3 separate regions of the Homo sapiens genome follow, and regions 1 and 3 are each linked to region 2. A link is a contact called in ENCODE Hi-C or POLR2A ChIA-PET data. All regions are on one chromosome and are shown on one strand. Each heading gives the region's core, a stretch centred on a gene start or an enhancer-like site at or near the end of the contact. The rest is flanking DNA. Distances are from core to core; before and after follow the strand shown. Region 1 holds the start of ACTR3B (actin related protein 3B). Region 2 holds the start of CDK5 (cyclin dependent kinase 5). Region 3 holds the start of ZNF467 (zinc finger protein 467).

The links. Hi-C counts contacts between places; a loop is a spot of excess contacts on that map. ChIA-PET counts read pairs that join two places held with the same protein, here RNA polymerase II (POLR2A). Pooled maps may share reads with other maps.
Region 1: a map of gastrocnemius medialis shows a loop between it and region 2 (8-fold over the local background). The contact joins the promoter of ACTR3B here to the promoter of CDK5 in region 2. A Hi-C loop is called at or near these places in 1 of 168 maps with a recorded cell type or tissue (gastrocnemius medialis) and 1 of 50 pooled maps. POLR2A ChIA-PET finds 5 or more read pairs at or near these places in 2 of 52 experiments (HEK293 and activated T-cell).
Region 3: a map of CD8-positive, alpha-beta T cell shows a loop between it and region 2 (12-fold over the local background). The contact joins the promoter of ZNF467 here to the promoter of CDK5 in region 2. A Hi-C loop is called at or near these places in 2 of 168 maps with a recorded cell type or tissue (CD4-positive, alpha-beta T cell and CD8-positive, alpha-beta T cell) and 8 of 50 pooled maps.

What each region holds. Positions count from the first base shown.
Region 1 is chr7:152,758,423-152,761,122 of GRCh38, reverse strand. ACTR3B (actin related protein 3B) reads right to left here and starts at 1,371. Exons shown (of 12, transcript NM_020445.6): 1 at 1,197-1,371. The coding sequence starts at 1,240. RefSeq lists enhancers at 520-569, 1,570-1,729 and silencers at 745-1,039, 800-1,319.
Region 2 is chr7:151,056,647-151,059,346 of GRCh38, reverse strand. It overlaps CDK5 (cyclin dependent kinase 5), which reads left to right and starts at 1,450. Exons shown (of 12, transcript NM_004935.4): 1 at 1,450-1,535; 2 at 2,187-2,275; 3 at 2,372-2,439; 4 at 2,551-2,611. The coding sequence starts at 1,499. It also overlaps a transcript of SLC4A2 not described here. RefSeq lists enhancers at 488-577, 618-667, 748-1,027, 1,178-1,227, 1,558-1,687 and 1 more.
Region 3 is chr7:149,772,282-149,774,981 of GRCh38, reverse strand. ZNF467 (zinc finger protein 467) reads left to right here and starts at 1,394. Exons shown (of 5, transcript NM_207336.3): 1 at 1,394-1,874. RefSeq lists a silencer at 1,772-1,951.

The sequences.
Region 1 (2,700 bases), core at 122-2,621, 1.7 Mb before region 2:
AGGATTTTTCCAGTCCACAACCACTTCTGGTCGCTTCAGCAGCAAAAGGAAGGAACTAACAGTAGGAGATGGACTGTAGCAAACTAAAGAAGGCACCCCCACAAGGTTGTCAAGGAAACCAAACCAAGTGCATTTTTCTATAGAAAAGAATCAAGGGTAAGGTGAACATGCCATGTTACATTTTGTGGCAAAAATGATTAAAATCCCTTCTTGAAAAAAATCGCTAAGAGACCAAATTTACTTCCAGGCTATTTTACTAAGCACTACACCCATAACGCAGGCAGGCAAGCTTGTATTCCCAAACTACCAGCTACATGGATTCAGCAATCACCTTACTACAACCAGCTAACTTGGGTCACCGATACTTCAGGGCATTTCCTAAGATCTCTTTTTAATAGCTTAACGGCAACGAAAGAAGTGGTCACACTCAAAAAGTTAAAAACAAAAACCTCTACCACAATTCCACAAACATGCTCTCCCAAATTTAGGGTATTTTTCAAAATGGAGTCTTTTTAAACACATCATTTTTCAGCGAAAAGGCAAATCTATGCAAACCAAAGGGACAGCTTGGCCTGAGTGTGCCATTTCATACTGGAAAAGCGCAGGGAGGGCAGTAAAAATGGTATCAAGTTGGGAGATCGATGCTATTCTCTCCACAAGTAGGTGGTAAAGAATCCTCAGCCAGGAGGAATGACACGCACACGCGGGGACAGAACGAGGGCCAGTGCTGAGAACGCTGGAAGGCAGGGACACCGTTCACTAGGAGATGAGTGACGTTAAAGGATCTGCAGTGATGATCTGTGCCTCACGCTGGCGAATATTCCTAGGAGGGGAGATCCCGCGCTCCCGGTGTCCCTCAGGGTGTCCACCCCGGCGACGGCCGGAGCCGGGCTGCGGGTCCAGGGGCCCGGCCACGTGGGCGGGGGAGGCGAGGAGCGCCGGGCTCGCTCAGAGTGGGCACCGCGTCCCTACCCTCCGTGCTTTTCCTCTTGTGGCCCTTCCCGGCAGGGAAGAGGGGGTTTTACGACGTCAAGGCAAGGCTTGGAGGGAAGCGGCGGCCGGCGCCCCACCTGCCCAGGTGATCGCGGGGCTCAAGCCCGGGGCGACGGACGCAGCTCGACCTCCAGGCGAGGTGGACGCCAGGGGCCGGGAGCGGGGCCGCGGAGGAGCGGGGGTGGGCGCCGAGCTGCTCTTACCCGGTGCCACAGTCCACCACGCAGGGAGGCAGGGAGCCTGCCATGCTCGGGACGCGCGGCGCTCGGCCCCGCCGGCAGCCCGAGAGCGCCCCGTCGCCGTCCGCTCCGCCGCCCGCTAGCCCCGCGCGCAGCGTCTCCCGCGAGCCGCCGCAGCGCCGCTGCCGGGAGCCCGGATGCTCGGCGGCCGACACGTGACGTCACTCCCCGGTCGGCCAATCAGAACGCGCGCACGCCCCGCCTCCCCCAACACCCCCACCCCCACTCCGGCGCGCCATCTTTAGTGCTGGCAGCGAGGCTTCTTGGCCCCATACGTCCAACCTTGCTGCTGGAGAGATTGGGGTTTATTTTTAACTGACTTACATGAACGTGACCCCATTTCCGAGGCCTGGCGCCTTTCTCCTCCTGTAAGTCTTCGCTCGAATGTCACCTTGCGAGGGAAGTTGTTCCTGATCACCCTGACTATGTCCCCTACCGGTACTGTATCCTCTGTCTCAACAATCTGTTGGTTTCATTCCTAACCCTTAAAGCAAAGTGTTTATATTTTTATATTTATGTATTTGTTGTCTGCCTCCCCTACTGGACTATCAAATCTTCTAGGATAGGGCTTGAGTCTGTCTTAATCACTATTGATGAGCAGCAGGTGCTTAGCACAGTATTTGGTGTACCTGTGGAAGTGCCCAAATGTTTGTTGAATGACTGAGTAACCTTCCCCATATAATAAAAAAAAAAAAAAAAATTAGTTGGAATTGGCCGGGCGCGGTGGCTCACGCCTGTAATCCCAGCACTTTGGGAGGCTGAGGGTGGATCACAAGGTCAGGAGTTCCAGACCAGCCTGGCCAACATGGTGAAACCCCTTCTCTACTGAAAATACAAAAATTAGCCGGGCGTGGTGGCGGGTGCCTGTAATCCCAGCTGCTCCGGAGGCTGAGGCAGGAGAATCGCTTGAACCTGGGAGGCGGAGGTTGCAGTGAGCCAAGATCGCGCCATTGCACTCCAGCCTGGACAACAGGGCGAGAGTCTGTCTCAAAAAAACAACAAAAAAAATTAGTTGGAATTATTATACCTAACACGGCCTAAATTTTTCTAAGAAGAAAAATCTGCAAAACAAATGCTTGGCCAGCCTTAAGGAATGAATGGCCTTAGACTGAGTAAACCACACCAAGATCACTCCTGGAAAATGTTTTCAAGTGTCGAAGATGGGATGATCGCCCAAAAGTTCTTACTGAAACCAAAGAAGGCAAACACCACCTACTATATTATAAAGGTACTGAGAGTCCCACTTGCCACTTGCTTCCTGCTTCTTGCCCGATCGTAAATTCTTGATACTAATTTTTTAGGAGCTTTCTGGAAACATGTATTTTTTTGTTTTGTTTTGTTTTTTGAGATGAGTCTCACTCTGTCGCCCAGGCTGGAGTGCAGTGGCGCAATCTCGGCTCACTGCAACTCCGCCTCCCAGGTTCAAGCAATTCTCCTGCCTCAGCCTCCCAAGTAGCTGGGATTACAG
Region 2 (2,700 bases), core at 201-2,700:
AGGCACAAGGAAATTCGGGGAAGTCGAAACATAAACGTATCGGGGTTGAGATTCTCTTGCCCCCCTCAATAACCCCCGTGCCTCCAAGAAAGCCCCTGAGGGACGGGTGGCGAGTGGGTGAGAAGGGTGACAGGGGCTGGAGGCTGGCCGCCCGGTACCCTGAGCTGATCTGGGAGAGGGTAACTTGTTAGAGGCTCTCCACTTCCAGAGAGGGACAGAGATTCGCTGTGCTGGCCTCCTTCCTCTTGAATGGAACCTCCACACTGAACCGAACCCTAGGCAGAGCCATCACTTATCATTCAAGACCTTTGTGTGTAGTTCTTTTTTGCCCAACGAAATCACAAAGTCTTCCAGATAAGGAATACACTTTTTGCTTCTTTTCCCTTGTGTATGCAAAAGCATTCAGATAGAAACGAGTTAATTAACACGTGTTTAGCAGCAACTCTGGTTCCGGTGCTGAGGAGTGCTGTTTGGGATCCTTTTCCCTCGGTCCATAGCCCTCAAGAATGCAATCATGAGACAATTAGAGAGGCAGCGTAAGGGAATCTATAATCAGCTCCTTTAAGGGGTGAGGCAGAGGCTGCTGCAAGTTGAGCATCGGTCTGTGGTCTTGTCTGTGGAGGGGGTTAACCAACCTGCCTGCCACACCCTGGCTGACTCCAGTGGGCCCTGTTCCGGAGACTGGGGTCTGAGGGGGACCCCCAGGGCTCCACCCAGTTTTCCTCAGCATGTCAGAGTTCAGCGGCTAGAGTCGGGTGGGCTCCGAGACAACAAACGGGGCTCAGCAGAGAGGGGGTCTTTGGCGTGTGTCCCTCCACTAAAATCCAGCCTCGAAGGGGCACAGCTGTTCTCCCAGCCCTGCGGTCAGCTGTTCCCTGTGAGGTCATCATCGCTCACAGGCATTCCCCAGTCAATTCTGGGGTCACTAGGTGGCTTGGGGAGAGGTGGAAACCCGTGCTGAGGTCGTCAAGAGGCCGTTGGGAACACAATGCCACCAACCAGGTCAGCGCTGGGCCGCCAGTGCCCGGGATCTAGGCCGCCAAACCCCAAACCCCTAACCGAGAGCGCTCCGCCCCCATTTCCGCTGCATTCTGGAACGCGTAGTCCCGGAGCGGCCCTTTTCAAGAGGGCTGGGAGCACATAAAAGGAATAACAACAGCGGGGCACACTGGGAACCACGGCGCCGCGGCGGGGCGCCCGGAAAACGGACACGCGTTGCTTCCTGGGACTTGAAGTCCAAGGTTTGCCTCCGCGGTAGAAACGGAGCCCTGGAGTCGAGTGCTGCAGAGAGCGTGAGCGCAGACGGCTGGGGGTTGTAGTCTTCTTGTCCTCGGTCTCGGGCATTGCGGGGAGACCTAGTCGTTTTAGGACTACAAGCCCCAGAAGGCCCTGCGCGGGCAGACGGGGCGGGGCTGGAGGCTCAGGTGCCGCCTCCTCTGCAACGCCGGGGCCAGAGTCTTAAAACCGAGGGCCCGCAGGGGTCCCCGCGGCCGCCGCGATGCAGAAATACGAGAAACTGGAAAAGATTGGGGAAGGTAATGGAATCTCGAGATGTTCCTGCAAGAGCTCCTCTGCAGATCCTTCGGCATTCCTTGAAGCCCTGGCTCCCTTACCGTCAGCAATGCCTACAGGCTCCGATCTCAGCAGCGGCTGCAGCCCTGGCCCCCTAGCTCAGCACTCCGTGCAGACACCAGTCTTCCCCGTGTTAGCATTTCCCGCAGGGCTCTCACTCCAACCTTAGCGTTCCCAGTAGACCCGACCTCCCAACCGCGACACTTCCTGAAATTTCTCACCCCAGCCTCAGCAGCACTTGGACAACCTCACCCCGACCCCCAGCCTCGTTTCTTGCTGCAGACCTCCAACCTCAATATTTCTGCAGCCCCTCAGTCCTCTCCCAGACCCCTCCTCACTATTTCCAGACCCTTCCGGAGCACCGCCTTCATTTTAGACATCCTTGCCCTGGCAACCGCACTCGCCCCTCCTGCCGAGCCCCTGGAGCCTCGGTGGGCACCTTCTCCTCCCTCCCCACCTGCCACATCCTCACTCACAAAGCTCACCAACCTACCTTCACCCTGAATCCCTTCCCTTGCATACTGAGACGCTGCCTTCACCTCTCTCAGGAGGCATTTCCTGGCTTAGGGAAGAGTGCCGCATCCTCACCCTGACCCCTGACCTCCTTCCCCTAGGCACCTACGGAACTGTGTTCAAGGCCAAAAACCGGGAGACTCATGAGATCGTGGCTCTGAAACGGGTGAGGCTGGATGACGATGATGAGGTAGGACTGGGGAGTGGGATACGGCCTGGGGAGGGGTTTGAGGGCCTGGGCTGGGTGGGATCTGACTGCTGCCCACCGGCCCCCTCACATATGCAGGGTGTGCCGAGTTCCGCCCTCCGGGAGATCTGCCTACTCAAGGAGCTGAAGCACAAGAACATCGTCAGGTGTGCGGGAGGCGGGTGCTCCTTGCCGGTGTGGCCGCTTGGGGGAGGCGGGGGCTGACACTGGACGTCTGTCAGGCGGACCTGCCTGGCTGAGCCCTTCTTTTGCCCTAGGCTTCATGACGTCCTGCACAGCGACAAGAAGCTGACTTTGGTTTTTGAATTCTGTGACCAGGTGAAAGGCGGGGTTTGGAGGACAGTAGCCTTGGGAAGGTATAGGGGCCCAGATTGAGGTTAAACTCTGTCCCATTCCCCCACTCATAT
Region 3 (2,700 bases), core at 145-2,644, 1.3 Mb after region 2:
GGCTCCGACTCCACACCCCTCGGTCTCCTAAACCTGATATCCCTCCGAGTATCCTGTAGAGTCATTCCACCTAGGGGAGGAAGGGGGCTGCTGTTAACCAGAGCTGGGCCGGGCTCTCCTTCTCCTGGGTTCACCATTGGTCCCAGGGCCAAAAAAGGGCCCAGAGTGAGTCTCTCAGGGGGTCACGGATGACTGGGATCAACTCCTGCTCTGGAGTCCTCAGAAAGAGCCACACGCACACCCAGACACCCCCCTTTCCTGTTTTACACACATGCACACTCTCACTGTAAGTCTCACAACACCGGCACAGGTGCTCGGCCACACCCCAGCACGCACAGTGACACATGCTACTCCAGGTGCTCCCTTCATCCTGGAGGCAGAGGAGCCTTCACAGCTGAGCCCGAGTGATGGGCGCTCTTCCAGGCACTCATCCTTGTGGTGGGCTGTGGTAGCAGGAGCTCAAGGGCCATTCACACCCTCCCCTTCCCAGCCTCACTCAGCTCTGGATTCAAACCGGGGCTGATCAGGCAGCACTGGGATTGGGAAGAGACCCGAGTTGCAGTCACCCTTTCCCGTAAAGGGGCAGAAGGGAGGAAGCTGGAACCCAGGGGTTTGGAGAAAGTTCATGGAGAGGAGACCGGGAACTAACAGTCCAGACTTCAGCATCTCCGGAGCTTTCAGGAGTGGGCGCAGCGGGAACAAGGCCAAGGAGAAACCTCGTAACCTGGGCAGGGAGGGCGAGTGGAGTCCCCTGAGGAGCTGGGGCTGAGGGCTGAGGGCTGAGGGCTGCCCTCCACATCTAACTCCAGGTGGTGTCCGGGCCAGCAGGCCCCCCAGCAATCGTCTCCCGCCCATAGAGCCCTCCCCTCTCTGCAGCCCCCTCCCAGACCCTCCCCCGGACCCCGCCCTCAGAATCTCCGCCCAGCCCCGTCCCAGCCTTGCCCCCTGGAGCTCCCGACCTGGCCCGGCCTTCTCCCAGGGGACCTGGCTTAAAGTCCTCTCCCCAGTTTCTACTTCGAAGGACCCGTTCTCGCAAGCACAGGGGCCCAGCCCTCTCTCCCGCCTGCCCCCACGGCTCCCGCGGCTGGTTTCGAATCGGGTCCTCGGGACTCCAGGCGAGGGGCTGCGGGTCTGGGTGGATCGGGGTGGAATCCGGGTGGAGAATGGGGGCGGGGCCGGAGTTTCCCAGACCGACCCCCCGGGCCGTCCTCCCGCGGGAGCGCGGCGCTGCACACCCGGCTGGCACCGGCGACTTAGAGACGGCAGCGCACGACTCGCTGGCTCCCCCCCGACACGGCCCCTCCTCGTTCCCCCAACTCCTCCCCGCCACCCCCCCACCCGTTCGCGCTCCACCTTTCCCCGGCTCCTCCCTCCGCGGCCGCGAGCACCCTCCCTTGGCACCCTTCCCCGCAGCCCGAGTGCCTGTCCTCCCCAGCCTCCTCGCCCTCCTCCACCCCCTCTCCCATCACCCTCCCCTCCCCTCCCCTCCCCTCCCCCGTCCTGAGCTCCCACTTCCACACCTACTCCAGGCTCGGAGCCTTAGGACCATCACCTGCCCACCTAAGCCCACGGTGCTCCCTCCTGGGACCCCACTCCTGAAACCCCCTGCCCCTGCCTCCCCCAGCCCGGTGCGCCGGGGCTCTCCGCCCGCTCCCTCGGTCCCTCCTCCCTTGCAGGCGCCGTTTCCCGGCTTCGACTCCCCGCGCGTCTATCCCTCTCCTCCCCGCGAAGTTTCGGGGCTGTCAGTCTGTCAGTCTTTCAGGCCGTCAGCACCCGAGCTGCAGGCGGCGAGCGCCATTGTGAGCAGAGCCGGCGGGGCAGGAGGCCCGGGCGCCTGGGTCCCCGCGGCGCGGGCGGAGCGGCCGGCCAGCCAGGTAAGGGCCGGGGAGGCTCCTCTGCAGGCGGCCCCGCCCGCGTCTCCCTCAGCGCCGCGGTTGGGTCACGGCCGGCTCCGCGCAGGTGACAGCCCCGGGGGTAGGGGCGCGGACGGCGGGCGTGGGGGAGGGGCGCGGGTCCGGGGAGGTCGGGGGCTGGGGGGAAGGGAGGGCAAGGCCGGCGCGGGCAGGGTGAGGGCTGTGGGGGTAGAGGAGACCGGGGGGGCTGGAGGGAAGGGCGGGGGCTGGGAGGGGGTCGGGCGGGAGGCAGGTGGGAAGGGGGACGACGGGCCCCGAGGGGAGGAGAGAGGGAGTGTGGGAGGGGGCCGAGGGGGAAGGGGAGGAAGAAGCGGGCGCTGGGGACCGGGCCACTCGGTAGGGGCGGGAGAGGAGGGCGCTGACAGGTGAGCCCCGGAGCTGGGGAGGGGGCCGGGACCTGGAATGAAGTCGGCGATCGGAGCTGCTTGGGAGGGCGGCGGGGCAGGGAGGTGGAGCTGAGGGTCCCGTCGGGAGGAAAACTTGGGAGGGGTGAGAAGTCCGAGGGGAGCAGAAATAGGGAGGGGGCGCCGCGGCGGAGAAGAGAGGCGCGGAGGGGTGTTCGGAGGGGAGACGGAGTGGGGAGGGCAGGGCCCGCGGGAAGGTCCCGAGAGAGCGGGTCAGCCCTAGACCCCCAGGCTTGGGGGCCGGAGGACCCGGGAGCTGGGAAGCAGCCTGGGAGGGGGGAGGGGAAGAGCGGTTCTGGGGACTGGGGACGGGGAGGGAAGCGAAGCTGGAGCCTGCTGGGGAGACAGAGGGGGAAGGGAGGCGGGGGCCTCGGAGGGGAAGG